7 separate regions of the Mus musculus genome follow, and all the other regions are linked to region 5. Evidence: chromatin loops called from intact Hi-C (ENCODE). Cell type or tissue: heart. All regions are shown on one strand.

The links. Peaks named below come from ENCODE experiments on the same cell type or tissue, not always from the same donor. Only the 100,000 strongest peaks of a DNase experiment are listed, where the experiment ranks them.
Region 1: it touches region 5 in a loop (7-fold over the local background); 31 of 42 quality-filtered maps call a loop at or near these places.
Region 2: a loop joins it to region 5, with 2.6 times the contacts of the local background. A loop is called at or near these places in 6 of 42 quality-filtered maps.
Region 3: a loop joins it to region 5, with 4 times the contacts of the local background. A loop is called at or near these places in 12 of 42 quality-filtered maps.
Region 4: it touches region 5 in a loop (2.5-fold over the local background); 4 of 42 quality-filtered maps call a loop at or near these places.
Region 6: it touches region 5 in a loop (2.9-fold over the local background); 30 of 42 quality-filtered maps call a loop at or near these places.
Region 7: it touches region 5 in a loop (2.6-fold over the local background); 8 of 42 quality-filtered maps call a loop at or near these places.

What each region holds. Positions count from the first base shown.
Region 1 is chr8:125,567,013-125,571,012 of GRCm38, reverse strand. It overlaps Sipa1l2 (signal-induced proliferation-associated 1 like 2), which reads left to right and starts at 1,150. Exons shown (of 22, transcript NM_001357372.1): 1 at 1,150-1,358. In heart, CTCF peaks have their summits at 941, 1,976 and 3,203; DNase peaks (open chromatin) are centred at 1,032, 1,652, 2,052 and 2,352; H3K4me3 peaks cover 3,802 bases; H3K27ac peaks cover 2,479 bases.
Region 2 is chr8:125,441,302-125,445,301 of GRCm38, reverse strand. Sipa1l2 (signal-induced proliferation-associated 1 like 2) reads left to right here. Exons shown (of 22, transcript NM_001357372.1): 16 at 592-816; 17 at 2,566-2,719. Among named protein-coding and RNA genes, the nearest start is that of Gm30713, 57 kb to the right of the region's middle. In heart, a CTCF peak has its summit at 1,897; a DNase peak (open chromatin) is centred at 451; H3K27ac peaks cover 641 bases.
Region 3 is chr8:125,290,056-125,294,055 of GRCm38, reverse strand. No RefSeq gene overlaps it. Among named protein-coding and RNA genes, the nearest start is that of Gm30713, 94 kb to the left of the region's middle. In heart, CTCF peaks have their summits at 1,504 (motif pointing right) and 3,114; DNase peaks (open chromatin) are centred at 925, 1,935 and 2,355; H3K27ac peaks cover 3,366 bases.
Region 4 is chr8:125,732,118-125,736,117 of GRCm38, reverse strand. It overlaps Ntpcr (nucleoside-triphosphatase, cancer-related), which reads right to left and starts at 1,915. Exons shown (of 5, transcript NM_025636.5): 1 at 1,769-1,915; 2 at 1-50. The coding sequence starts at 1,802. In heart, no CTCF peak of the experiment used is centred here; a DNase peak (open chromatin) is centred at 1,847; H3K4me3 peaks cover 1,181 bases; H3K27ac peaks cover 2,169 bases.
Region 5 is chr8:125,182,171-125,186,170 of GRCm38, reverse strand. All of the region lies in intron 9 of Disc1 (disrupted in schizophrenia 1), which reads right to left. Among named protein-coding and RNA genes, the nearest start is that of Disc1, 130 kb to the right of the region's middle. In heart, no CTCF peak of the experiment used is centred here; a DNase peak (open chromatin) is centred at 2,040; H3K27ac peaks cover 2,100 bases.
Region 6 is chr8:125,870,289-125,874,288 of GRCm38, reverse strand. All of the region lies in intron 8 of Pcnx2 (pecanex homolog 2), which reads left to right. Among named protein-coding and RNA genes, the nearest start is that of Gm46061, 20 kb to the right of the region's middle. In heart, no CTCF peak of the experiment used is centred here; no DNase peak of the experiment used is centred here; H3K4me3 peaks cover 656 bases; H3K27ac peaks cover 1,907 bases.
Region 7 is chr8:125,234,394-125,238,393 of GRCm38, reverse strand. All of the region lies in intron 11 of Disc1 (disrupted in schizophrenia 1), which reads right to left. Among named protein-coding and RNA genes, the nearest start is that of Gm30713, 150 kb to the left of the region's middle. In heart, no CTCF peak of the experiment used is centred here; a DNase peak (open chromatin) is centred at 1,793; H3K4me3 peaks cover 1,031 bases; H3K27ac peaks cover 1,329 bases.

The DNA.
Region 1 (4,000 bases), 380 kb before region 5:
GCGCTGTATTCCACAGTCTCTGCCCCGGTTTAATCTGCCCCCTCCCCCACCTCACCCCCAAGCACAGAGCAGGGTCTGGTAAAAAGTTTCCCAGAAAGCACTGCAGCACAGGACTTTTCTCAGACTTCATGTTTGTGGAATGCATACACAACTTCTGCAAACGGTAGGTATAGGGAGACCATCCAGAAAGACCTCAAAACCTGGAAATCTCAGGAGCATAATGTCATATACAGGTTGCTGGCATGTTTTACAAGGCCCATTCCTACGCATTACACCTGTATTTAAAATGATATATAAGAGATTGGACAATGTGCACGCAGAGAAATGCAGCTTGGGTGGGGACCCACTGTTTAAACTTCACCAGGATGTGTGCTCGTAGTAGGAAGCACTGCGACAGGGAAGGAGAGATAACATTATTAACATTATCTCTTCCAGGGAGGAGTTCAAAGTCCCAAACAAACCATTTCAGGACTCTGGGGACGTAAGGTGGAGCCAGCTCTGCCACCTGCTCCGGCCTTATTTACTCCTCCTGCCCGTGCATCTCAAAATAGAGCCCAACGCCGCTCTTCTGCAGCCGGCCGCAGGTGAGGCTCCCGGCGGTTGGGGGTAAAGGGGGTAGACAGGGCCGGAACACCGAGAGCAGGCGTGGGCCCGCTCGTGCATCGCTCCTGGCTCAGGTTCCCCGGCCCGCGCGACTACAGCTTGCACTTTTGCGTCAAGTCCGTCCCTCGGGCTTCGCCAGGCCGTGGTGACTCTCAAGGGTCCGGACATGGTGCGAGCATGTACGAATGAGAGTCCACACCCGGAGAGCACCGGTCGTTCCGAGGGCACCCGGGCTCGCGAGCACTCCGAAGCCGGCCGCCTGTCCCCGTAAGCCGAGGCCTCGCGCTCGCCGCGACCTGGAGAATCGCTCTCCGAGGACGCTCGCGCTCGCGCGCGCCCGACCGCGAGGGGCGAGTCTGGCCAGGAGGCGCGCCAATGGGCGTGGGCGGAGCGCTCGGGGCGGGGCCTGTCCGGTTGGCCAATGGGCGTGGGCGGAGCTTTAGGGGCGGGGACCGTCCGGCCACCGGCCAATGAGAGGGGGCGGCGCGCTCGGGGTGGGGTCTTTCGGGGCACCGGCCAATAGGCGGGGGCGGAGCGCGTGGGGGCGGTGCCGGGGCGGGCGGCGGCGGCGGGAGCCGGCTGCAGACGGAGCCGGGCGGCCGAGGACGCAGCGCGGCGCCTGGCGACAGCTCGAGCCGCGGGCGCAACGGCCGCGCGGGGAGCGCGCCCATGGGTAGCGCGGGACGGCGGCGGGCGGCGAGGCCCTGGCTTCTGCGCGCCGGCCCTGGCGGGGTCCAGAGGACCGCGGCTCCGAGGTGCGTGCCGGGGGGTGCGGGGTGCAGGGCGCAGGGACCGGACCTGCCCGGCTGCGCGCAACTTGCGGGCCGCTCCCCCGGGACTCCCGCTCCTTTGTACGCGCGGGCTCGCGTCTCCGCGGGTGAGGACCGCGGTCGGGAAGCGACCGGCAGCGCCGGCACATTCATTTGAGCCTGGTCGCAGAATCCCGAGAATCAATTTCGGCTCGTCTCCCGGAGAGCGAAAGCCGAGGACAACTTGGCGTCACCCCTTGGGGAGACGTTTGTCGTCATTAACCATCTTCGGCTACATTAATTCAGTCCGGGCCAACGTCAGCACGGGCGAACGGACAGCAAGTGCGTCCTCACGAATTGGGGCTGGGCGATACCTGATTTTGGTCAAAACAGGTCTTAGGCGCTTCGGGTTCTGCTTGGAGTTGCCTCGGTCTGCGCAAGGATGGCTTTGAGAAAGAAGGCCAAACAGCGAGGGGGAAAGGCAGAATGCAGAACACCCCAAAACCCAAGTCATCCGCAGAAAACGGGGCGTCTTGGTTATTCTCATTGGTTTTCCCCAGTAACTTCAAAATAGTCCCAGAAATGTTCCTTTTGTCTGCGGTTTCACTTCTAAACTTTAACACTAGATGGCTTTCTTATGACAGGCATTTTAGTCCGCTGCCCGCTTGAGTTTCCTGCGTCTGCAGTCTAGGCTGGGATTTATTTATTTATTTAACGTCTTACAAATTGGAATGAAAGGAAGAAACTATCCCAAACTGCTGCTTTATTTGAAACATAGTACTCCCCTGTAAGGCTTAAACTGGTTATTATATTTCTTTTTTCAAATATGGAAAGTGGGCTTTGATCTCTAGCGACCAGAGGTGACTACGAATGAGCGAGCTGCTTGTTACTGGGCTCTGCATCGCGGAGGTCTTGATGTCTTTGGAGAATGTGGAGTTCTTGGGTGGGTTTGGTGATAAGAGCTGCATAGATTTCGACATGCTGTTTATGGCTAGCTGGAGCGGTTTCCGGAACAGGCAGCAATGGGATCTATTGCAGGGGGTGGAGGGTGGTTGGGAGGGGGGAAGAATAGTCTATCTTCAGTTTTGGGCGCGTGTGAGGCTGTTCATGCCTAAGGGTTGACCGGCAGCATTTGAGGAAGATCTGTAGCTGAGTGCGTCTGCCTGAGTCATACTGAGGGTTGTGTCACGGACCTCTGCGTTTCCTTCTCCCCTGGTGAGATCTGGCTTGTCTCTTCCCAGCACGGCTTTTTAATGACTAGTACAGTCTAGTCATTAAACTAGTGCCTCTAGTTAACCGATCAGTGGCCACAGCAGATTCTTACATTCTGGGTTAAGTACTTTTTTTTTTCAGGGGGTCGGATTTGGGAATTAAACCTATAGGCTTGGGTATGATAGACAAGCACCCTACCACAAAGCTACATTCCCAGCCTCATTTATTGTTATTTCAAAACAGTGAGCCATTTACTATTATTTTGAAAGAGGCTCACTAAGCTGCCTAGGCTGACCTCACGCTATAGCTCAAACAGACTTTGAACTTGTGGTCCCCTGCCTCATGATTGGCTTGGATGACAGGTGTGCTCTGCTCCACCCCAATTCATTTTCCTTACTTTTGTTCTACAAGTAAAACATCACAGGTAGCCCAAGTCTTGCCCTGGTGGTAGGCAGGCTTATTAGCTGAAGAAATTGAAATTTGGCTTTATAGTTATTTCTTGTGGTTTGGCTGGCTTAAATTATAACGTTAAATTTGTATGTTCTAAATTAAAGTGTATTCATAAATAGCTAAAGGGGGGGGACCCCAACTGGGTAAATGTCTGGGGAACATAGCAAACAGGAAGGGCTTCCCTCAGTACCCACGTGCTACCTATAGATGGGGTGAGGTGAACTTGCATAAGAAGCCCTGTAGACATTTCCTCCGGAGGATGGAGAGAGCACAACACAGCATCCAGTTAGGAGGTGGAGGTGGAGCTTCTGCCTGGGAGTGCGGCTGAGAATTGCACTGTCTGGCTTAAGTGTATAGTTTTTAGAGCATGATTTTGTTATTGTAAAATATTAGGCTCTCGCCAAGAGCGTTTGCTTTAGCGCTGTAACTTCTAGCTTCGTTAGTGGGATCATCATCTTGGTCAAAGCTATGGAGTATACATTTGGAAGGTGCAACCCCTCTCCCCGTATGATAATGCATGGGCTCTTTGATACCTGAGCTTAGTCACTTTTCCAGAGTTTGGGGAATCCTCTTCACCTGAGATAAAAGGGACAGTTGGTTGGATACACTTGAAGATCTATTTCTGAAACAGGTGTTAGTACAAATCATTATTATCTGGTAATTGAAGCTGGCTTGACAAGGCCGTGCACAGGCCTCCCAACTGTGCTTCTGTTTACATGGACCTGCTTCTCACCCTTGGCTCCACCAGTACTTGTTAACCCCAGCTTTAGAGAACCTTGGCTTGTCTTTAAACTTCTGACCTCAATGTGGAGGTAGTTTTAGATATGTGTCTTTACAAAGACACCGTGAGTCCTAAGAGAACATGGACTGACCATACTTGTTTACTTAAGTAAAATATGAAGTCAAGCCTTGTAGACTACAAAAACCCGAGGTCTAGATTCTCTTCCTGAACCTACACAAGTGCTTCTTTTTCGGGTGAGAAGAAG
Region 2 (4,000 bases), 260 kb before region 5:
GCATTCTGTAAAAGCCACCTTGGGGTCTTGTAGCCCTGCAGCATCTTTTCAAAGTTCAGGCCACTTGTAAGAGACCTGGTGTCAAGAGTCAAGGTACCTCAGGGACTCGTGGAATCTGTATAGCAAAGAGTTTCGTGTTACTGCTAAGTGGAAAGTGTTCAGTGTTCTTGGACACTTGCCTTCAGTGCACGCCCTTCATTAGGCAAAGAAAGGGAGTTGGGGGGGGGGGATTTCTACAGCAGCTGTCTATTAATACGACAGGCTAAGGGACTAGAAGCCTATGAGGAGCTGGCCTGAAGCACCTCTTTGGCCTAGGGTTTTGTACTTATGAGACTGGAGGCATGAGCAGCTGAGTTGAAATTTGAGTCACTGAGTGGCCTACAGCTTGCCTGCTCTTTGCTGTAGCATTTCCCCCAGTTGTATTTCTCAGCTTGCTCCTGCCACACCCGAGCGTGGGGAGCCTCTGGACACAGAGGCTTCCCGTCCAGCAAGCTATGTGGTAGAGAGGTCACCTGCCTTCCCAGCCCAGTGGCCAGGGACCACACGTCACTGCTGTATCTGCTATGATGCCACCTTTGGCTGTCTTCACAGTGGCTCGCAGCACTCAGGAAGCCCTTCAGCTCACTGCTCCAAAAGCACCGGCTCTCTGGACAGTTCCAAAGTCTACATTGTCACTCACGGCGGCGGTCAGCAGGCACCTGGGGCGGTGACAAAGCCTTACCACAGACAAGGAGCAGCAAACAAATATGTCATTGGCTGGAAAAAGTCAGAAGGTAGCCCACCACCCGAGGAACCTGAAGTGACGGAATGCCCCAGGTAAATCTATAACCATAGTCATTGTACACCCTTCCTACCATCTCTGTCTGTCCATCTGTCTGTCCCCTGGTTAGGGTTATTGTTGCTGTGATAAAACACCATGACCAAAAGCAGATTGGACAGTAAAAGAGTTTGGCTTCTACTTCCACATCACTGTTGATCACTGAAGGAAGTCAGGACAGGAATCCACACGGGGCAGGAACCTGGAGGCAGGAGCTGATGCAGAGGTTGCTTACTGGCTTGCTTCCCATGGCTTGTTCAGCCTACTTTCTTACAGAACCCAGGACCACCAGCCCAGGGATGGTACCACCCACAATAGGCTGAGCCCGCCCTATTGATCACTAATAAGAAAATGCCTTACGCCTGATCTCATGGAGGCATTTCCTCAGTCAAGGATCATTTCTCTCAGATGACTACAGCTTGTGTCAAGTTGACATAAAACCATCCAGCACAGAGTACAGTCATGTGAGTCCAGAGGACACCCTCTGATGAGGCCCTGCAGGTGCTGCCTGCCTTCTTTGAGAACAGGGCCTGTCATTGACCTGGAACTCAGGCCAGTGTGACTTGCCAGCCCTTGGGCCCCAGTGACCCTCCTGTCTCCATCTGCCCAACATTGAGGTTACAAGTGCAGACCACCATGCTCAGCTGTTTACTGTGTGCTGGGGATGGGTGCAAGGCAAGCATTTCACCCATGGGGCCAGCTCCATTCTTGCCTCTGCTTTAAACACTTTAAATGTTGGGATTTATGTTTCCGTCTTTAAAGTCTTCACTTTATTCTGATGGTGACGGTGGTGGTGGTGACAGCAGTGGCGGTGGTGATGGCAGTCGTGGTGCTAATGCTTGTGGTGATGTGCAGAAGCTGCGGTGGCATGTGTCGAGTGATCCCCTCCTTCTACCATAGGAATCCTGGGCTGGAGCTCAGCTCATCAGGCTTGGACTTGGAGAAGGCAGGCCCTTCACCTTGAACTCGGAGAAGGCAGGACCTTCACCTGCTAAGCCATCTCTGTAGCCCTTGGCTTTTATTGGTAGCAGAGTATAAAGCTCTGCTGTCTTTGACTCTGTATGCAGAAAGCTGCCTGCAGTAGAGTCGTGGTGACAGCTGGTGGTGGTGTGGCGTAGTCTCCATGGTGTCTCAAGGCCAAGAGCACCATCAACCCCACAGTCAGAGAACACAGAAGCAGGAACACTGCCTGCTTGTTTTGTGGAACTCTTGAGGTTTGATTGGCAGGTAGGGGGTGGGGGGGCAGATATCCTATGTTCGTGAAAAAAAAAAGGAGGGAAAACTGAAGGTCTGGTATTGTTCAGAGTAGCCCAAGAAACCCTGACTTGTGCTCTGCTAGAGGAGCGTGCCATGGTGTAGGTGTGGGCTGTGTGTGCGGTGTGTGCCTGTGAACACACAGCTCATAGGATTGCGCACACAGCTCATGGGAGCCTGCACAGACTCTTGAAGAATAACCTTAACTAATGTGCCTTGGGCTCTCCCCATTGTGATTTTGAAGATAGTGTCTGTCACTGGCCTGGAGCTTACTAAGTCTAGACTGGCTGAGCAGTGAGCCCAAAGATCTGCTTGTCTCTGTCTCTCCAGTGCCAAGCTGACCACCAATCTGGCTTTTTTTAAAATCTGAGTTCATACTAACTGAGCTATCCCCTCAGTTTCAAATGCTTTCTGGACTTTCATCTGACTGCCAAGGGACAGCTTATAGGTAGACTGCAGCTCCTCTGAACCTGTGTTCTGGTTTATTCCATCAGGATATATGGTGAGATGGACATCATGTCCACAGCCACTCAGCACCCGGCAGTGGTGGGAGACTCTGTTTCAGAAACTCAGCATGTCCTATCCAAAGATGACTTTCTGAAGTTGATGCTGCCGGACAGCCCCTTAGTGGAGGAGGGGAGACGGAAGGTGAGTGAGTAACCACGAAGGCTTTGGTGCAACTCCAGGTGCTCATTTGCTCCCCACAGCCCTTCCTGTGGTCCACCAACAGCCCGGTGTAGAGTGGCCATCACCGCTGCCTCGGATGTCAAGGTTTGGTTTGTTTATAGTACTGAGGGTGGAACCCCAGGGCCTCACACATTCTAGGCAAGAGCTGCAGCCCAGCCCTGGCCCTTGCCACTAGCAATTCCTTCAGAGACAAATGAGCTGAGGAGGCTGGTGTGGGGGGCCATTGTGTTCTTGGAGTTGCTCTGAAAGCCAGGCTGGCTCCCCTCGGGTCTTGGCTCTGGCTATGACCTGTTACATTAGCTTATGCAAATGGGTCCCTGTGTGCTGATGTGATAAAGAGTAGGTCAGTAACTGTCCTTCAGGGTCAGGGCTCTGCCAGGAAGTGACACACAGGAGCCTAGCATGGTACCTGGACACAGCCGGCCCTCAAAGGTAACCAGTGAGGCCACACTGCTTACCTCGCCCAGGACCTCCAGCCTATGCCCTGTCCAGGTCGGCCTGGCAGACTGTCTGCTCCAGAAATGGATAGAGATTGGTTGCAACCACATCTATCAAGCCTTGCATTCTGCCACACAGAGCTGCAGCTCTCAGCGACAGCCTCCTCACACTCAAGTCAGCGGTGCCTTCTCAGTGAGGAGTTCACGTCTTTGCTTTGCTCCTCCCAAGTTCTCCTCCCTAATTCACTTCTTAAAATAATGCAAAGCAGGAGCTGCTAAGCCTGATGACCTGACCTGGAGAAGACAGACAGACTGCCCTCCACCAGTGTACCAGGACTGTCTGTGCCCCACACGAGTGAATGAGTTTAACAATGCAATGTTTACAATAACGCAGGGTAATTAAAAAGCATAAATAAGCAGGCCAGTCACTTCTCTTTCAAGTAGCTGAGACTGGTAGCAGACTGTGGAGCACACGTTAGTGTCTGGTTCTAGAACAGACCCTCTCCCACTTGTAGTCAGGCATCTGTGCTTCCCAGGGCAAGTGAGGCATTACCTGCATGGCAGTGAGCACCAGTCTGTGTATCTTACCGCAGTTAGCTGCCTTGTGTTCCTGGAGCAGCAGTGCCATCAGACACTACGCCTGTCCCTGTCCACTGTGATCTGAGCATCCACACTCAGCTGTAAAGAACTTACTGGGGTGTGAACCGGGAATCTCGCCAGAATGTCTCACAAGGAGCCTTTTCTCAACGCTTCTTTCTATCTGGATCCCGGCTAGGGAACTGTGTGTGCTTGGGTTCAAAGGCAG
Region 3 (4,000 bases), 110 kb before region 5:
TCACATAGTACACAGCACAGCAGGATTGACATCAGTCCTTCATGCATCTTTGGCTACAGTGCCTCACAACACAAGGACAAATACAATGGGGGAGGGGGGAACTATCACCCTGACGCCAAGTGAAGTTTCTTCCCTGACAGCTTAAGCTAAGACACCATCACCCATTCATCTGCAGCAGGAGAGCTTAACTTCCCTTTGAAGGATGGAACAAAGCCCAGTGCCTTCCTCTTGTATGCGTCTAGCTACTGTGCCCACCCCACAAGTCTACGACAAGGACCAGTGGTCTGAAGTGTTTGAAAGTGAAATGTCCCCATGTGTTTGAACATTTGGTCTTCACCTGGCGGTGCTGTTTGAGGAACACTGTGGAACCTTCTAGACTTAAAGACTAGCTGGTAGGTATAAGAGCATGGGCATTTGGCTTCTGAGCAATAGCCTGCTCCCACTTCCTGCCTGAGTGCTCCCACTTCCTGCCTGATTAGCTCTTTGCTGCATCCTGACTGCCAGCTGCTCCTTGCTGAATTCTGTTGGATGTTTGGCCACAACCACAAGAAAGCAATGCATGTCAGGCCTACCAGGGAAGCAGAACTTCATACCTAACGGTCCAGGCCTCCTGGGATGCAGGTCTCAGGAGGACGGCTCATACCTCACCCCTTGGCCCTGGCCCAGAGATGGTAGCCCCATCGTGGGCACCACTATGTCACTGCAGGTGCCATTCCCTTTGACAGGCAAGCCTTTCTCGGATGCCCTGGCCCTGTGCCCAGGAGATAAAGATGCAAGCAGGACAGATTCAAGCCACCCTTTCTTCTTAAAATAAGCCATTCATTTTTCAGGGAGTGAGAGCTATTTTTGACTGCATTTGCTCCTTGGCAGCTGTTTCCAAAATGGCTTCGCTGGTCTAAGAATCCATGATTCATCCCTGGGCTGGGCGAGGGCTGGGGACATGGAAATTCCAGAGGGAGTTATAAATGTCACAGCACATGCTGGAGGCTCCCCAGCCCCTCTGGGAAGCCAGAAAAGAGTGTCTGCAAATTCCACAGCCGGTGGGAAACAAGAGCCAGCATTCAGCTGGCGTGGGTCAAGTGCTCTTGCCCTGTCCAGTGTGGGAATCAGACAGCAGCAACCAAAACCCCAGGGTCTTGGGATTGTCCCCAGTCTGCGGGCCACCAGGTCCCTGCAGTTGGTTTCTATCGTGTCCTTGTTTCCACATCTGATTTATTGCTTTCTTTTCTTTTTCTGAGGGAAATATTCTAGAAAACAGTAAAGTCATATTTGATATAAAATATTTCAGTCAGACTATAGAAGAGGAGAATGCAGGCCAGCTGTGTGGTCTTCATGCTCTGAGTCCACCATCAATATAATTTCCCTGACTCTTAGAGAGTCCTCCAGCCTTGGGCACGCTAGGTAATCGCTCCACCACCAACCGACATTCTGCCTCTACCTTCATCACTTTTATCTTTAATTCTGTTCACATGTGTGTGCACATGAGTGTAGTTGCCTATGGAGACCAGAAGAGGGTGTTGGGTTCCCTGGAGCTAGAACTACCGGTTACTGTCTGACCTTCAACACAATTTTCCAGATCCGGCTGTCTGATTCCCACGCTGGGCAAGGCCAGAGAACTTGATCCCTAACCAAAGTCAAGTCTCCTCCGCTATGAAGCTTTCAGACACTCACTTGGGACTTCTCAGAGCGCTTAGCGAGCCCCAAACACAAACTGTGTCCCTGGCAAGAGCCAGATACATGCGTTCTGGAAACGAGAATGAAATTCATAATAAGTCAGGCTCAACAACGAACTCCCTTCATCCTGCCTCTGTTTAGAAGATTTTTTCTCTGTGTGTGTTTTACACAAGCAGCCCCTGCAGGAGTCCGAGATTCCATTAAAGCCAGCGTGTAAAGACTGCTTCTAGGACAGCCTTCCCAGCGCCAGACACTGCGTACTGCGGGTTCCAGATGCTGGTCCCTTCTTAGAAAAGCCTCGTGTCAGAACCCTCAGGAGTGCGGAATTCCCAGCGGAGGAATTCCTGGCTTGTTTTGCTTTGTTTTCTAGTTACTGTTTTAATCCTTTATTATAAAGTTTCTTAGAAAGCGCCAGGGCCTTCCTTTCAGGGAAATGGACGGAGTATAATATCTTTTTAAGGGGAAATTAAGAACTTCCCGTCTAAAATTAGAAGTATTTATCTAGGCCCATGGGTGGGAAATAAATCAAGAAATTGTGAATCTGGTTTGAGGCCCACAGGGCTCTTGAGACATCAACTTGAGACTGGAAGAAAAGAGAGCTCCGGGAAATGAGGCTGTCAGATGCCAGGGATGAAGGGTCAGGTGATAATATAATGAACTCGCACACTGGTCACGAGCCTTCCAAATGAACAGAGCCCGGTGGAAAGTGGGCGGGGTACTGGAGCAGGGCGGGCGCAGGGAGGGACTTGGAGGCTTCAGTTATCCTGAGCAGAAAACAGATTGCTTAGGGGAAAAGAGTGGAGTAGCCTGTTCCCTTGGGTCATTCTGTGGCAATTTAGAGACGACCCCTCCTGCCTCTGTCTCCGGAGCAACTCCCAGTGTCCTGGGAAGTTAAACAGTTAAAAACAGTTATGCTGAGTGATTCACCAGCATGCAGATATGTGTACACGTGTGTACCTATACATCTCTATGCATACACCACAGACGGGGACACTGTGGAAAGTGACTAGAGAGATGATGTGACATGCCACATGCACAGGCTCCTTTATCTCACAGGGACAATCTCCAACTACTAGTGACAGTCTGCAAAGGAAATGGGTTCCAGGCCACAGCTAACGCTAACCTAGCGGGCCCGGAGATCTGAGGTCTGCAGAGGGCAGACTGTGCATGGAAAAGCATTCGTCCTAAATCTGATGCTTTACAATTGCTGTTTAAACTTTTAACAAGGAAGAGACTTACGTTGCATCCAGAGAGGAGAGCCCAGGGACCCTTCCCACCTCCACAGAGTTTGTACATGCTCCTGTGGAGGCTAGGCTGTGCTTTCTTTCCTGGCCTTGGCTCAGGATGCTGAGGAGGACAGAACCAGACAACAGGCCCCTTGTTCTAGGCTGGAGTGGGGAGCAGAAGTGTGGTGGTGTAGGGAGGAATGACCACATCCTAGTGGCCAAAGCAGGGACTGCCATCCCAGGCGAGGGCTAAAAACACTCCAGTGCAGCCATTAGAAGTACAGGCTCCTGAGAATTAGACTTATCACAATAAGAACTCAGTGCACAGGCAAAAATAAGCACAGCCTGTCAGGGCCCTAGCATTTATAGACCCTCGGAAAAGTTCCCAGAATTCCAAACACCACACAATGACAGAAACTATCTGCAGCTGGCAAAACCACAGCTCTGCTAGAGCATGAGGCAAATCATAGTCAGCTGCTGTGGACAGTCCAAAGCAGCCCCACATCCCACACCTGGGATTAAAATGAAAACGCATCCTTACAATATTTGCAATATTTCTGTGTTTTGAAAGAAACCAAAATTCCAGAGTTCTCACTACACTTTGAATGAGTTCTGTGGTCAGATGGCAACCCTATGTTTAGTTCTGTTGGGGAGGAGGTATGTAAGTGTACTGTATGTGCATGTGTGTGGGTGTGAGTGTGTATGTGGGAAGTGCATGTGTGGTACGTGTGTGTGTGGAAAGTGTGTTTGTGGTATATATGTGAGTGTGTATGTGGGAAGTGTATGTGTGGTGTGTGTGTGTGTGGTATATATGTGTGTATGTGTATGTGGGAAGTGTATGTGTGTGTGGCATGTGTGTGTGGTGTAGGTGTGAGTGTGTGAGGTATATGTGTGTGAGTGTGTATGTGAGAAGTGTGTGTATGTGGTATATGTGCATGTGTGTGGTATATGTGTATGTAGCATGTGTGTGTGTGGTATATGTGGTATATGTGATTTATTTTATATGGATTCTATCTTAAAAGATAATCTTCTGAAACAAAAATATAATTCTCAACAGCCCATTTTAAAATTAACCATACATTTGTGTATATACAACCAAT
Region 4 (4,000 bases), 550 kb before region 5:
GGACTGCAGGACCTCGATGGCTTTCTGGATCAAGGTTGTTTTGCCAACCCCTGAAAGAGACAAAGGAAGAAGAGGGGTCAAGAAGTTTTACCTTGTCAAGCCCATCTGGCCTGCAAAAAAGCAATAGCTGCAAACAGGACGGGCTGCAAATGTCACTGCCTGCCAGATTGCTCCAGGTGTGAGGGATTTTCCACCCCAGCAGAGGCAGGCGGCGGCATGAAGTTTACTTACTTCTAATGCAGTCCCAGGACATATCTGGGACCTCCTTCACTCCTAGATTTACCCTCTGTTCTGGTTTAAATCTAAAGCATCCCTCCAGCCACTCTTGTGTCTGATCAGGCAGATGGTACTGTGTGGGGAGGTCGTTAAGCCTTTATAGGGCATGAAGCCTGGCTGTGAAGGTGGGTCAGTGGTGGTGGGCCAGAGGGTTGCAGCATAATCCTTATGGATTTTAAGCAAAAGTATGTATGTGCCAACAGCAGATGTTTGTGGCCTAGAACAATAAGGAACAAAGGTCCCACACTTAGCTCCTGAGGGTGGAGTTCCCTGGGGCTACCCCCGCTTTTTGTCTTTTATTATTTACATCCCAAACACTGCACACATACACACACCCCACCACCAACAAAAAGCCTGTCACTTTAACATTTCACTTTAGCTCTCATACCAAGCAGGCAGCACTTTTATTATAAGGGGAGGGGAGTATATTTATGGGCCAGCAAGACGGCTCAATGGGGCAACAAGAACCAACTCCTCAAAGTTGTCCTCTGACCTCCACACCTGCGCACACACTCACATACGTAAATAAATGCAACTTTCAAACTCCATATATCCGTATTTCCAAACAGACAACACACAGCAGCCCAAGAGCTCTTGACCCAGAGGCTATCTCCTCACAGGGATTGTTATGTTAAAAACAGCTGAGCAAGCCAGACAGTGGTGGCCCATGCCTTTAATCCCAGCACTTGGTAGGCAGAGGCAGGTGGATTTCTGAGTTGGGGCCAGCCTGGTCTACAGAGTGAGTTCCAAGACAGCCAGGGCTACACAGAGAAACCCTGTCTCAAAAACCAAACCAAAAAAAAAAAAAACCAGCTGAGCAAAGCCCCCTCTGAGATGACTTACAGATGCTGGTCAATATTTAGGAAGAGGCTGAGAGGCAGTGGTGCTGACAAAGGGTGCTTTCTTTTTAAAAGTCTCGCTAACTTGCTGGAGAGGGGCTTAGAAAGCCAAACCCTTTGGGATGTTAGTGAGACACACTGGAGTGGGGCCTGTAGCGCAAGGGGCGAAGCATTACTAACTCTTGAGACAGGAGGCAGGGGTGTAGAGGTGCAAATCCGGGACTGACAGTACTCCCAGGTTCTCCTCGGGGAGGAGGGGAAAGCCTGTGAGTCCGGTGTTCACTAAACCTCTTATGAACATAGGTATTGATGATGGCTCCGGGTGAACCCTACAGCAGGAAGCTGGGGACCCAACTGCACCCTGATTTCAAATGCAGGGCATGCTGTGCAAGGCCGGCGCGCCTCCAACTGCGGCCCCCTGCTCCTCCCCAAAGCCTCTGCCTGTTCAACTGACTCTAAAGTCTACAGAGTACACCTGGGCCTCAGTGGCGCGAGACCCGGGTGACAACCGGTCCTTGGGGACATGTAACCGGTGCTCCCCAGTCCTCCTGGCCTTCCCTCTCGCCGGGTTGCGATACACCAAGCCAGGCCGGAGACCGGACAGAGGTCCAGGCGCTCTACCTCCCCGCCAAGTCCCGCAGGCTCTGGGTCACCTGGAGGCCCGGTGAGGAACACGTGCCGCGACATGTGCGTGGGGGTCTGGGTGCGGGGTGGTCCAGAGCGGGGCGGTCGGGGGTCAGAATGGGCGGCCAGGCTCCACCCCTTACGCTGAAGGCCACGCCCCTGTCGGCAGGGAAAGCACCGCCCCGCCCCGTGGTCGCGCATGCGTTTCCAACGCTCCCCCCCCCCCCTTCCCGACACACAAGGCGCACGCGCATTCTTCCCTACTCCTGGTGCTATGTGGCAGTGGCTGGCTGTAAGGTCTGGGAACAGTCCTATGTGCCAGACTCACGTGAGGTGTCTGCACGGATGCATTCGTGGAAATTCCAGATACTTGGCCGTTGCTACTTAAGTATCTGAGTTCTGTCCCTGAGACCCTCACCTCAGGCTGCAAGTGAGCTCCTATGTAGCAATAGAAACCCTCCTTGAAGGAGCAGCCGTTGGTGGGATTTGAACTCCGTGTACAATGTTCACTTGGCTGCGGAGCAGTCAGCTGGAGAACAGCTAACCTCAATTTATCCTGGCCTCCACCTCCCGAGATGAATATCTGAGACAAGGTAGTAAGAGTCTAAAGATCTGATTAAGCTTTTTTATTGCAACCTGGAAGTAGAAGGAGCTTCCAGTGACCTGACCTGAGCGGCAGAAACGGCAGAAAGAGTTGTGGAAAGCAGAAACAAGAGCAAAAGCGAGGCTTCTCTCCGCAGAGTTCTCCCCTTCCATTGCTGAAAAAGAACTTCCTCACTGACTTCATTCAGCTGACTGGGACGCCCATGCTCGGGGGAAACTAGCCCAAAACAGTTTTTTCAAAGCCAGTTTGATGGTCATCTTAGTGATAGTGCCTTGATTCCATTTTGGCCCGATCTGGACTGCTAGGGGCTCACACAGCAGCTTGGCCCAAAGCGATGGCCTCCTTTAGACTGGAGTAACTGGCATTGGTCCGGAGAACTTGAACCTGTTTGCAGGAGGTTTTCAAGCTTGCCCACGTTGCAGACCTCTGATGCAGGCGGACTTCCTATCCCCAGCCATGCACCGAATCCCTCATCTCTGCTCCATACCTCCACACTTGTCTATCAACCCACAACTGCCTTACCCAGAGAAAGTGGATCCTTACCTCAGTTAGCCTCGAGACTCATTCCACCAGCAAATGAAGTGGCAGTGGCTTTTGCCCGCGATGTACCTGTAGACCCTTCTAGTCGAGCATGCGTGCAGTTGGGCTTGTGCTCAGTCACCCTCCATTCTGGATGAGAAAGCCATTTCCAGGAATCCTTACCTTTAATTGGTTTGCGAATGTAATATACATACACACATTCACACACACACACACACACACACACACACACACACACACACACATTTTTGGACTCCTTTCAGCAGGCAATATATGCCAGTTTAACAGCTCAGTTTCCTGCTGTTTAAATCACCTAAAAAGATTGGCAAGCCACACCTGCCACTGTCATCTCAGTGTTGTTTATAGCCCTGTGTTACTCTAATGGAGTATTATTACTTCTTATCCCAATGGGTAACTTGCCTTCCGCATCTTGCACCTGCATGGACTCAGAGAATGGCTGATGTAAGCAAAGCAAACCCATGGGAGAACCTTACACAGAGAGACAACATGTATAGAATCCTAAGTGCTTCTTGTATCCAGAATATTCATTTTAAATATTAACCCTCTAGAATTTTCCATCGCTGGCAAGGGGACTGGAATTGTAAGGCGTTCTGGGAGTTGGGTTGTTTTCGGTAGCTCAGAGACAGAATCGACATAGAGAATCAATACCGGAGGAAACAAAGAAAATGTCTACATCGATCTGCTTGGCCTTGGGCACTCTCCCTCTTCCTCTCCTTCTCTCTTTTTAAGACAGGATCTTTTCTGTAGCCCAGGTTAGCTCAAGCTTCTCCTGCCTCAGCTTCCTCAGTGTTGGGATTACAGTCATTCGCCCCCAAAACAAGTTAGATGGAAATCCTTCATCCATTAAAAGAAAAAAAATGAGATGACAGTAGTATGTTCACTATATGATAATTCATTGAATGAGTGCTCACTTGGTACAATTTCCACGAAATAACAACATAGTTTCAATGATTTATATGTAGTAAATTAGCATCAAAGGGTCACAGCAAGTGAGTACAATACTGATTTCAAATTTGGTTATCTTGACTCGTGTGTGTGTGTGTGTGTGTGTGTGTGTGTGTTCATGCATATATGTAATTGTGTGTACAAAAGCCAC
Region 5 (4,000 bases):
GGAGGTAAAATACCTGTATAATTCAATGCACTGAGGGGTCAAGTACAAAAGTAAACATGACAGCGTCTTTCTGAGAGATGGGTACTGATCCTTCTACTAAGAGCACCCGACTTTCCAAGTTGCAATACAACACTGACATCTACAAATATGTTGGGCAATGTTCATAGCCTTCCTGAGCTCACCCATGGGCTAACAGATCAATAACACCTGCTAGACAAAGACACCCCCATGCCTGGGCCAATGGCTACTTCATGAGTCTCTCAGTGAGCGAAGGCTCAGTTGCTATCCACACAGTTACCTGATACATGATCTAAAACAACCAGGGGGTCCCTGGTATCTGCTCAGGAATGCTTAGGGGCCAGATAGCTATGGAACCTATGGTCTTGGGTTACCAGGGTGGCAGGCAAAGGTGTCTATTGAATAGATGCCATTGGGTGACCTAAAACATTTGAGCATTGCTTGCCATCCCCATGACCCCAGATACCACACCACTACACACACACCACACACACACATACACATATCTTCACATACACACTGACAGACATGCACACATACACACATACATATATACACTACACCTTCACACACACACACACACACTGAAACACACATGAACACACACTAAAATACACATGCACACACACACACACACAGAAACATACCATATAACTAAGATAGAAAGGGGTCATCGTTGGTGCCGGCAGTGGAAGGATCTATGAGGAGGGAAGGAGCCCCATGTAGAGGGGGTGGCAGAGGGTCTGGAGTTTAGGAACTCACTTCTCTGCCCATCCTGGAGCTCAGCCAGTGGCACATGGCTGCCTTCAAAACGCTCTACTCCCCACGATGTGTGATGTGTGGCATCTTGAGTTTGAGTCTGTCCCATCTTAATCACAGCCACCTATACAGGGATCTTAGAACTCGGTGGGCCTGGGAGAACCCTCCCTGAAGCCCAGTGACAGACTGTGACAGTGGATTCTGAAGTCTCCTGTTCCCCTTCCAAAGACAGTCTAAGCCATGTTGGCAATGTGAGGGTTAATGGCCACAAAGACAAGTCTTTACTAAGCCACACCCACATTAGGTCACACCCCTACACTAAGCCACACCCACATTAAGCCACACCCCTATTCTCATTGCTGCCTCACCTGGATTCCTACTTCAATAGAAATGATCATCCTCTGGGAGGGCTTAAAAATCTTTGTTCCTAGGGCCAGCAGGATGGCTCACATGCATGTGCCATGTCACATGAACCCCTACATATATACACCCCCCCCCACACACACACACAGGTCAAATAAGTAACTTACTTTCTAAGAAAATCTAACAGCACTGTAGGAGAGGAAAACAGCCAGCCAGTGGGTCACACAACAACAACAACAACCATGAACTGCAGGGCTGAGTGCCTGAGACCCAGCGTCCTCAGCCTTTTACCAGGCTTGGAGATGAATTCCTCCTGCCCCACAGCTCTGCCAGCAGCCTAATTAATTAAAGCAATCAGTTTGGGGTTCCCCGCGGCTGGCACGGGAGCTTTGAGCTTCTCCTTGGTGCCTGGCTCATGCCTCTATTATTACCTTTTAAACGCAGCTCCAACCACTCACTGTACAGAGTCCTCTGTACAGGGAACCTCAAAGGCATCGACCCAAGTCTGTGCCGAACAGGAGCCGCAAAGGCATCTTCGTCAATCTTTCTTTAAATCTTCACTTCCTGCCACAAGGACAGGTCAATTGACGACCAACTAGACAAGTGGAAAAGCAATGTAAGGTTCTGAAAGAGGGTTTAAATAAAATATCCCTTGTCATCAAGCCTGTTAAGAAGATAGATGTCTCAAGGCAGGTGCGCAGAGGGTACAGGACCCGGCACAACCGCTCAGAGCCAAGAGCCAGGATGGAGAGGATGCTCAAAAGGCATGCAGCTGTGCTGATGTATCTGTTACTTTATTCTGTGTTTTACAAGAGAAAGATTGAGTCTCTCAAGGTGACAGACGAGCTCCCAGAATGCCCCTCTCTTGGAGTTTCTCTGTGACTGGCTCCCAGCAGCAGCGAGAGCCTCGGCTGGTGAGCTTCACCACAGCGCCCTCTTGTGGCCATAGTCCGGGTGGCGCTGCTCCTGATCCCTTCCTGAGAGTTCACTCCTGGCTCTAATTACAACTTATTTACAACCCTTCTCACTCCTGGTTTTAATCACAACTTAGTTACAATCCTTCACCCGGGTTACAAGGGGAGTCCAGTCCGTGCAGAGCACGGTAGCTCGGGTAGAGTTGTGTTTTCTTCCCTTTTTTTTTTCTTTGTAGTTTCCTACCATCCTTCTTCCTGCCTCTTCTTCTAAGATCTGGCTGAGAAGCCAGCAGCCAGGTCAGACTTCCCATCCTCTAAGATGGCATCTCCCTCCAGTGGCCCACATCTTGAGAAGATCCTGTATATAACTTCGGGACAAAGGGACCACTGGCCCAGAGCTGCCCCTCACCCGTAGAGGTTCTGTGCACTGTTTGTAAAAGAGAGACTGGATCACAAGGGGAGGTGCCTGAGGAACGCAGAGCTGTGAGGAGGAAGCAGAAATTCAGTGTGTGTGGCCTGCAGGGCTAGGCAGGCATGCCAAGCTGTGTACTGCTATGCCAACACAAGTATATATTAGGTGAAAAGATAACTTTCTCTTGAAAGATTCATCATCCTTAGTAGTATTACTCTTTTAAGACATCCCAGTGCTCACTGGACTAAAGATTCTTGGTCTGGGCAGTGGTGGTGTACACCTTTGATCCCAGCACTCAGGAGGCAGGGAATCTCTGTGAGTTTGAGTCCAGCCTGACCTACGTAACAAGCTCTAGGACAGTCAAGACTACGGAGAAAGACCCTGCCTCAAAAGGAAGTTATAACCGGACAAAGACTTGATCGACCCCCTTCTGTGTGAGTCTCTGGGATCTTTTCGCTCTGTCAGCTTCCCTTACACGGTGATAGAGACACAAGCCAGTGTGGAGACGGTAACTGGCCTGTATGCTCAGGGTGCTCAGGGGTCTTTCCAGACATGAAGACTGAGAGTAGTAAATATGCTTCAGAGGCAGACAAGGAGTGTCACACAGACTCAGTTCTGGGAAAGCTTACTGGGCACATACACAGAATGTTACTCAGGCATTCCCTCCGGGCTGGAGAGCCAGCCCAGCAGAGAAGAGCACCTACTGCTCTTGCAGAAGACATGAGTTCTGTTCTCAGTATCCGGATCAGGAAGCTCACAACCACCTATAATTCTAGCTCCAGGGTTTCTGATGCCCCCTTCTGGCTTCCATGATACCTGAACTCACGTGCTGGAGAACTCATTCATTCTCTCTCTCTCTCTCTCTCTCTCTCTCTCTCTCTCTCACACACACACACACACACACACACACTCTTAAACTTAAGATAAATCTTTTTTAAATTTCCTCTTACAAGGAGCAGGGAAACTCGTGAAACCTACAGGACTCCCAGGCTCCTTCTCAAGGCTGTATCATCAACCAACAACTGCCCACTAGAGGAGACTCATCAGTCTATGAGGAACTGCAGAAGTGCAGCTTCTGAGAGTCCTCGCCCACGACAGGGTGGGAATTCTTCAGCCCCTCAGTCTCTGTGCCCCATGCATGTAACCCTGATAGACTCACTGGCTCACCAGACTGGACTTGCATGGAACTGTCTGGGGGACCTGGGCCCTCTCTGGGTTAATAGACATTCTCTAGCCTCAAGTTCTTCTCTGGCACAGGGCCTCACAGGTGTCTCTCTCAGTTTCAGTGATGGTCCCAGGGACATGGGTAGACACAGGACTGGCTCTGCTCTATCCCCACACATGGCGTTGTCCCCAACTAGATACACTGAAAAACTTCCAGAAGAGACTAGTTCAGACCAAGATCCCAATCCTAATGGTCAAATTTTTATCAATGGACTAACTATAAATAACAATAATAATTATTTCAAACCTGAAAAAAAAAGAAGTTTGGTTGTTTTCACCAAAATATAATATGGAGCTGGGCCAGCAAGAG
Region 6 (4,000 bases), 690 kb before region 5:
TATTTTTTTTTCCACAGGTGTGTTGGGATTTTCAGGGAGCCTAAAAGAAAGGACACTATTTTCCTTGTCATGTAGCCACCTCTGAAATGTTCTCTGGTTGATGTTATGACCCTATCACCAATCCTCACCTGGTCGAAAATGTCAGTGCCTGGAGGTCTTTCCTCCCCGCCGCCCCATCCTTCCCACTCTACTCAAACCCAGTCTGTCCTGCAGAGACAGTCTGTGTTTACCTCCTCCCGTCTCATGTGCATGTGCACCAATCAGAGTGGGCTTCCCCAGCCAGAGACAAGCAAGCAGACACTCAAAAGGAAAGGTGTGCATCCACCACTCAACTCGAGTTAGTGCATGCCATGACTGCAGTTTATGAGTGTCATCTAGGACAGCGGCTTTCTCAGACGATGCCTTCAATGGCAGGAGGACACAGACCTGGAACTGCCACATCCTCCTCCCAGAGGCAGGGTGGTATATTCTTCTGCTAAATTCAGAACAAATGGAAGCCTCTTATTTTATCCCATAGTAAAGTCATGAGCTTTGCTTTTGTTTGTTTCCTCTGAATAAATATACTCTACTTTCTTTACACACACACATGCACACACACATGTATTCACACGTGAATGAAGACATACATGTGTACACACATGCACACACAAGCACATATACATATGCATGCATGCATACTCACATGAATGCACATACATGCACACATGTGTGTATACACACATGTAAACACATGAATGCACACATGTGTACACACATGCACACATATGCACACATGCATGCAAACACACTCTTGTACAGCATTCAGGACAGTGCTCTCTGTGGAGGTCACTCCACGGTGTCAGGTTTCTTCTGCCTAGAAAAGAAGGACAAAGTTATGCTTACCTTTCCTGGCAGTCAACCCTTGGCATTTCCTGGCATCTGGCCAGGAGGAAGCCCGTTCTCAGCAGGTGCACTGTACCTGATTGTGAAGTGGGCATCTAAGAGCATGGTGTCCCCCTAGCAGCCTGTGATCCAACACCTTGGCACCTAAGGCAGCTTTGGCGTGTGTACTTCTGTCACTTCTGTCTCTAGCTCTTAAGGCTGTTAAGTTCTGAAGCCTCCCACCCACAGCAAATGCAGATATTGACTTTGAGATTGGAAGGGAGCCTGGTTAGGACTCCATGAGCACACCATAGAAGGTACTGGAAGAAAAACAGCTCTTTCCCTCTAAGGTGGCCTCAGTGGCTGGGAGTACCTCCAACTAGCTTGTAAAACTGCTGGATCCCATTACTGGCTGGAAGGTGACTCTCTCAGCCATTGTGAGGCCTGGTCTTCACGTAACTGTTTTATGTCCCAGATGCTCTGCTCTGAATGGGGACTTGTGAACCATGTAACTTCCGTGTCTCTTTGGGAATTCCTGGAGGAAGCTGAGAGAGGAAGTTCATTTCCCTTCCTGGCTCCCTCAAACACTGTGAGACCAGCCCCCCTCCCCCCCACCACCACCACCGCAGAGGCTCACAGAGCACCCTGAGTCACACGCTAGCTGTTCTTCAAGCAGGCGCCTCTGGGAAGGATATCTGACTGCTCTGCTCTCCCCAGAAACCTGAATCACAGCATCTCCGGGGGCTGCTGGGAAATCCTGCCTGACAGTAAATCCGCTTTGTGTTTAACTGACCAGAACACAGGACTGATTTACTAGTTCAGAGCCCAAAGTGAGCTGATCTGCCTGAAAACTGATCTGGACGCAGGTCATCAGCCCAGGAAATGGAAGAAGTTGCCTGAAAGGCTAACAAATCTTCAGGGTTGAAATGATTCTCACTGCACGTCAGACATCCACTACTCCTTTATAGGCTTTGTAACTAAAATTTCACTCTCCACCCCATGCATGAGTGTATGTGTGTGCACACGTGTGCGCGTGCATGTGTGTGGTGTGTGTGTGTGTGTGTGTACACATGCACACATGTGCATGTGCAGTGCATATATAGGCCAGAAGGGAACTTTAAATCTCACTTGAGACAGAGTTTCTCATTGGCCTGGAGTTCTCCTAGCAGGCCAGGCTGGTGATGAGCCCCAGGAACACACGCCTGTCTCTGTCTCCTGAGTGTTGGGATTACAAGCTCACCTCAACAAACTTCACTGTGTGGGTTCTGGGATCAGAACCCGGGTCCCCAAACTTGCAGGGCAGGCACTTCATCGGCTGAGCCTTTGCTTGGTTTTTGCTTGGTTTTGTTTGGTTTTTGAGACATGCAGCCCAGGATGGTCTTGAACTTTGATTCTCCCTGCCTCTGTTTCCAGTTTCTGGGCTGACTGCCATGCACCACTAAGCTAGAGTGAGAGCTTCTGCTCTTCGTCCCATGAAAATTTGTCTACAAATGTTCTCCTTTGACAGACCCAAACCTTGAAGTTAACACTGCTCCCACATCACCTCTCATGGGCCATCCACCTTGTATTTCCTTTTTTGAGACCTGAGCCTCACCAAGTAGGCTGGGCTTCCCGGCCAGTGTGTGCCACCGATCCACCTCCCTCTGCCTCCTGAGTGCTGACACACCACTCCTGACTTTTGTATGTGGGTTCTGGGCCTCACACTCAGGGTCTTGTGTGTGTGTGGCAAGCGCTGTATCGACTGAGCCGTCTCCTCAGACCGTAGCTGCACCTGGCTTCCGAAGATGGGAAGCAGACAGAGACATTCCAGAAATAATCACCCGTTTTTTTGTTTTTGTTTTTGTTTTTGTTTTTTTGTTTTTGTTTTTTGTTTTTTTTTTGTTTTTTGTTTTTTGTTTTTTTTTTTTTTGTTTTGTTTTTTTTGCTTTATTCCAAGGAAGTGAAGACCTTGAGTTTGGAAAGACAGGGGTGGGGACAGCTGTGGTGAGACTGATGGGTGCTCAGAACAGGGAGATGTGGGGCTCCTCAGTGAACCCCACCAGCTGCCCTTTTGACAGCTCTCTTTGAGGATATTTATCCTCAAGCAAAGAGCGGTGTCACTGTTGGTTTGAAGATAAGTGTTTGCTGCATCAGGGTTAGAGACTTGGAAATTCTTGCCGGCTTTGATCACACAGAGGGGGGTGGGGGTGGGGGGATGGTCCCGGAGCAGGCCTTCCTGTGGTTTCTCCCACACCCTCTCTGAGGTGTGGTTTCTCAGTCTTTGTTGATCTCTCCTCGTCCTGGACTGGTCCTCATCCCGGGGTCTCACTCAGACACGTGGTTAAGAGGTGCTATTTCTCTCCAGGCCCCAGAGTTCCAGGAATAAAATTCCAAGCGGAAGCTGAGGCTTTGTGGCTGCACACACCCCCGGCTGCCACATGAGGGCACTCTCCATCCACTTGATTTCCCTCTGCAGCCTCTCAGAGGCTTCCCTTTATTTGTGCTGTCTTATGAAAGGGGAGTTGATCCCACATCAAAGCCCTCTCCCTGTTAGAAACCTCCCTCCCATCCCCCATCAGGCTGATGTCCTTTAGTGTCCTCTACAGCCAGTGAGCCTGTTACACTAACTTCTGTCCTAAGGCATCCCTCCCCACCCCCTTCCCACCCATCCCACAGTTGAGTCGGGAGCCTTGGGAAGGACAGGCAGAAAAGATAAGGTCTCCAGGGGGGCAGAAAACACTTGTTTTACAATCTGGTGAGGATAAGGAATTTCCGGCGATACTTTCTCTGTCACTGGGAGAAAGCAGCACTGGCCTTGGATTGTTCTTGCAGCTTCCCCAGATGGGTAGGACAACGTTAGGAACACAGGGACTCTAACCACTTTCCGTTTACCCCAGACCCAGCCCTGTCCCACCCAGCCCAGCAGAGATGCCAATTTGGAACAGAGCCTCATACTGTGTAACCCAGATTAGCCTCAGACTTCCAGCTATCCCCCTGCCTTAGTCACCCAAATGCTGGAATTCCAGGTTGGAGCCACCAGGGCCCAGCTCAGCTTCAGCCTCTTTGTTCCCTTCCGGGGCTGGTTCGTTCTTGTCACCCCTACACCACCAACCTCCCCCCTCATGTTTCTCTGAGTGCTCCAGCCTCTGCTTTGACCCTG
Region 7 (4,000 bases), 52 kb before region 5:
AGTACTGATCCACTGTACACAGTGTATGATCTGATGTGGCTCCCAGCATACCAGCGAGACAATACAAAGGACCAGAGGCCAGGGCTGTGGCTGCTTCCCTGCCTTCACAGACATCTATCTCCACAGGGGATTAGACCCTCCCCTACAGGCTCCCGGACAGGCAAGTCAAATTTGGCTAAACAACACAGGTTGCACCCTGATTTGCCCTTGAATACATAAACGTACCCTAATTGGCTAAAAGGCTACATATAAGTTCATGTAATAAATGATAAAGTTAGACCTGCACTCTGATGCTGGTCTACAGAGTCTGAATTCTGGGCAACTTTGTGGGCTCCGTCTCTACTTTCCCCCACTTTCTGGTCCCTGTTCTCACAGTGACCAAAGCATGCAGCATCCATCCTACGCAGTGTAAAGAGATGAAGGGTTTGTCTGGGCTCATTGATAAGAGGACTCAACACAGGGATGCTTGGCTTGATGGCCGTGGAATTTGCAGGAACAGATGACCATTCATCTTCTTACCTTGTGTTTTCGTTTCTAGTGTGTTGTTGTGGTAAAAATAGATTAGGAGAAGCAACTAAAGGGAGAAAGAGTCCATTCTACGCCACAAGTCAAGGCTATAGTCTTTCCCGATGAGGTGGTCACAGAGGCCAGGGGCTTGTGTTCGGTGGTCACGTTGTAACCACAGTCAACAAGCAAAGAAGGACGACTGCATGGTACCTACATCTCAGCTCCCTTTCTCTGCTGGTACAGGGGCGTAACTGGTGGTTGGCACCTCTCGCTCCCATAGGCCAGGAGGACATGGTAGAAGGAGTGGGAGGTCGGTTAGTCACACCATACCTCTAATTAGGGAGCAGAGAATGAACAAGGAGTAAGATCTAGATACAACACTCAGAAAGTTTGTCCTCGGTGACCCTACTTCCTCAAGGAGGCTCTGCCAGCTAAAGGTTCCAGCCTTCCCAAACTGTGCCACTCACCGGGGACCAAATGTTCAAATTAGAGAGCCTTTAGGGAACATGTCACATGCAAAGTACAATGGTCAGGAAGTAGAAAGCAAGACAAGGAGGGGTGAGAGACAATGTGTCCCCAAAGGCCACCCTCACCCCCTCCCACTATCTCCCCAGATTCTCAAAATATTGCCACCGGCTAAGGTCCAAGCCCTAACACATGAACTTTCAGAGGGATGTTTGTTGTCTAAACCATAACACTGCCCATTCTCCCTCAAACCAGGACATCCTAAACAAACAAACACAAAGAAAAGACAAAAACAACAACAACAACAAAACAAAAACAAAAACAAAAACAAAAACAAAAAAAAAACAGAGTTTCCCCTGAGCTATTTCTAAAGGCTCCCATGTCTCATAAAACTTTGATTAAATAAATTTGTCACACTTTCCCCCTTTGTCAGCCTGTCTTCTGTGAGCTATGATTCTGAGGTGACTGGGGAAGGGTGGCCCTGGCATTCTGGATGCCAGCCTCAGAAGAGACAAGGCTAAGGTGTCTGCTGTCTTTGCTGCAGGATTCTTTGCTTGCAGAAAGCAGTAGCGATTTTCTGGTTGCTAAATGTGTGGTGTGGGATACCTCTGTGGTGCGCCAGCTTCTCTCTGGCTTATTTTAGCTTGCTTGGTGGCAGCCTCTGGCTTGGAAAGGACACAGCTCAGAGGGAAGTCAGAGGGAGTCATGCTGTCCAGGGAACTAGGCAGGAGGGAAACTCATTAGAACAAGAAAGCAGCTGGCGTGGGCAGGCAGGCTACAGTCGGGAAAGAAAGGATCCCAAAGGTATTGGGGTCAGAACAGCACGGGCAGTGCCCCTTCAGTTCAGGAGCCTGGAATGCTGTTCCCTGCCCCCCTACCCCCTGCCCCAGCTTCTGCCTGGCTTCCGTGCAAGGTTGGAACCATCTATAAACCAGAGCCAACAGCAGCGTGAGACTCGGCAGAGAACTCCCAGGACGCTAGAAAAGAAAGGGCTCTCACAATCTGTGCACACGCATGCCTTAGCTGGGCTGCTGACTTCCTCTGGAACAAAGCGTCATCGAGCAAAGGGTTTTGCCTTCACGGACTCGGCTGCAGAATGAAGGTAATGGCTTTTAGCCTGGCAGGGACCTTCAGCCACAGGGCTGGTGTTCACTCCCTGAACAATGTGCCTCCGAAATGCGTATCACTGTGCTGGCCAGATAAGCAAGGAGAGGCTTTGAAACCGTTTCCCCCGTGGACCTCTGTAAGAAGCCCATGATTTGTCATGGAAGATTTGGATTGAAAAGCAATTGCCTGCCCCCAGGGTGTCATGCTTCAATAACAAACCAGTGTGGGGTGGCCCCGCACAACAGAGCCCTGCAAAGCCAAACACACCTGGAGCTGCAAAGCAAAGAAACATTTTGCCTCAAGATAAACACATCATTCCCCGGACTTCAATAGCCACCCCCCAGAAGCAAGACGGGAAGGCAAAAGCGCCTTCACCAGGGGACCCCTAACCGGCACACCTCTGAGCCTCAGGGGTCTAAAGCCTTCCAGCAAACACAAGCAAGACGTCCCCTTTGGTAAACCTTTCTCTCCTCAGGCACATGTCTAGTTCACTGCTCGGTTCTCCTCCTGATAATGGGAGCAAACTGGATTAGCAAAAGCTGTTTGAGATGTGGTCTCCAGAAAGGCAGAGACACAGAGATCAGCACGAGCTAGGCTTTACCGAGTGCACAGAGTCTGCAACTAAGGTGGCACAGGCTGCTCTGCTCACACACACCTCACCGTGACCATCTGAGCCCTCTGAAATAGTGAGCCAAAGATGTCCTTTCCTCTCCTGAATCTATTGGGCATTTGGCCATAATAACAGGAAGGGTCATTAATGCAACTAAAAAGTTAGTTCTGATTGTTCTCTCTTGATTTTTTATAGCCGTTGTTATTTGTGTGTGTGTGTGTGTGTGTGTGTGTGTGTGTGTGTGTGTATGTGAGTGTGTATGTATAGGTATATGTGTATGAGCTTGCATGCATGTTCATGTGTGTAAGAAAAGTGTGCACAGGGAGACCATTTGTGTGTGTATACATATTGAGGACAGAGTCAGTTGTTGTTTCTTTGTGAAACAGGGTCTCTCACTGCCCCGAAGCTCACCAGTTAGGCAAGTAGAGCAAATCCCAGGGACCCTTCTGTCTCCACCTCCCCGGTGCTGGGATTACAAACCTGCATGCCTATCATGCCCAGCCTATTATGTGGGTGCTGGGAATTTAACTCAGGGCCCCACACTTGGACAGCAAGCACTTTACCCAGTGAGCCATCCTCAGCCCATGTTGTTACTGGTATTGTTTCAGTGAATAAGAAAATATGGCCTACCAGCAGCAGAGACAGAGCCCAAGCAGAGAGACTCCAGGCTCAGACCTCCACGCTCTGCCTCTCTCACTCTGAGCACTCGAGTCCTGAGCCAAGTCCACTGCTTCATGTACAGACCTGATTTTAGGCAGGCAGACATTGCTTTAAACTCTTAGTCACTTCTGGAAAGTTATGTGCAATAATATCCATTCTTTTCTTTGCTGGAAAGCCATGATTCAGACATACACACCATCAGGTGACTACACCAGAAGACAGAACTCATCTCTCACCCCTCCCAGATTCTTCTTCCCAGCTACCAGGCAATGAGACTGGTCTCTGGTCCTATCATTTTGCCCCCCCCCCCCAAATCTATCATCTTAAGATTCAAGACACTCATGACCCCCAACAGATGCTGGTCTCACTAAACGCTAAGTGCTCACAACAGCTTCTCCATGGGGACAATGTTCCAGGACACTTCAGTGCACACCTGAGACCACAGAGAGCATCAAACCCAAGGAGAATAATTTTTCTTATGTATTTTCTTATGTACACCTGTGACAAATCTTGATTTATAAATTGGGCATGATCAGAGATGAGCAGCAACAAACACTTTAAAATAAAAGTTATAACAAAATACTCTCACCTTAAGAGCTTCTGCTGGCTGGGCAGTGGTGGTGCACGCCTTTAATCCCAGCACTTGGGAGG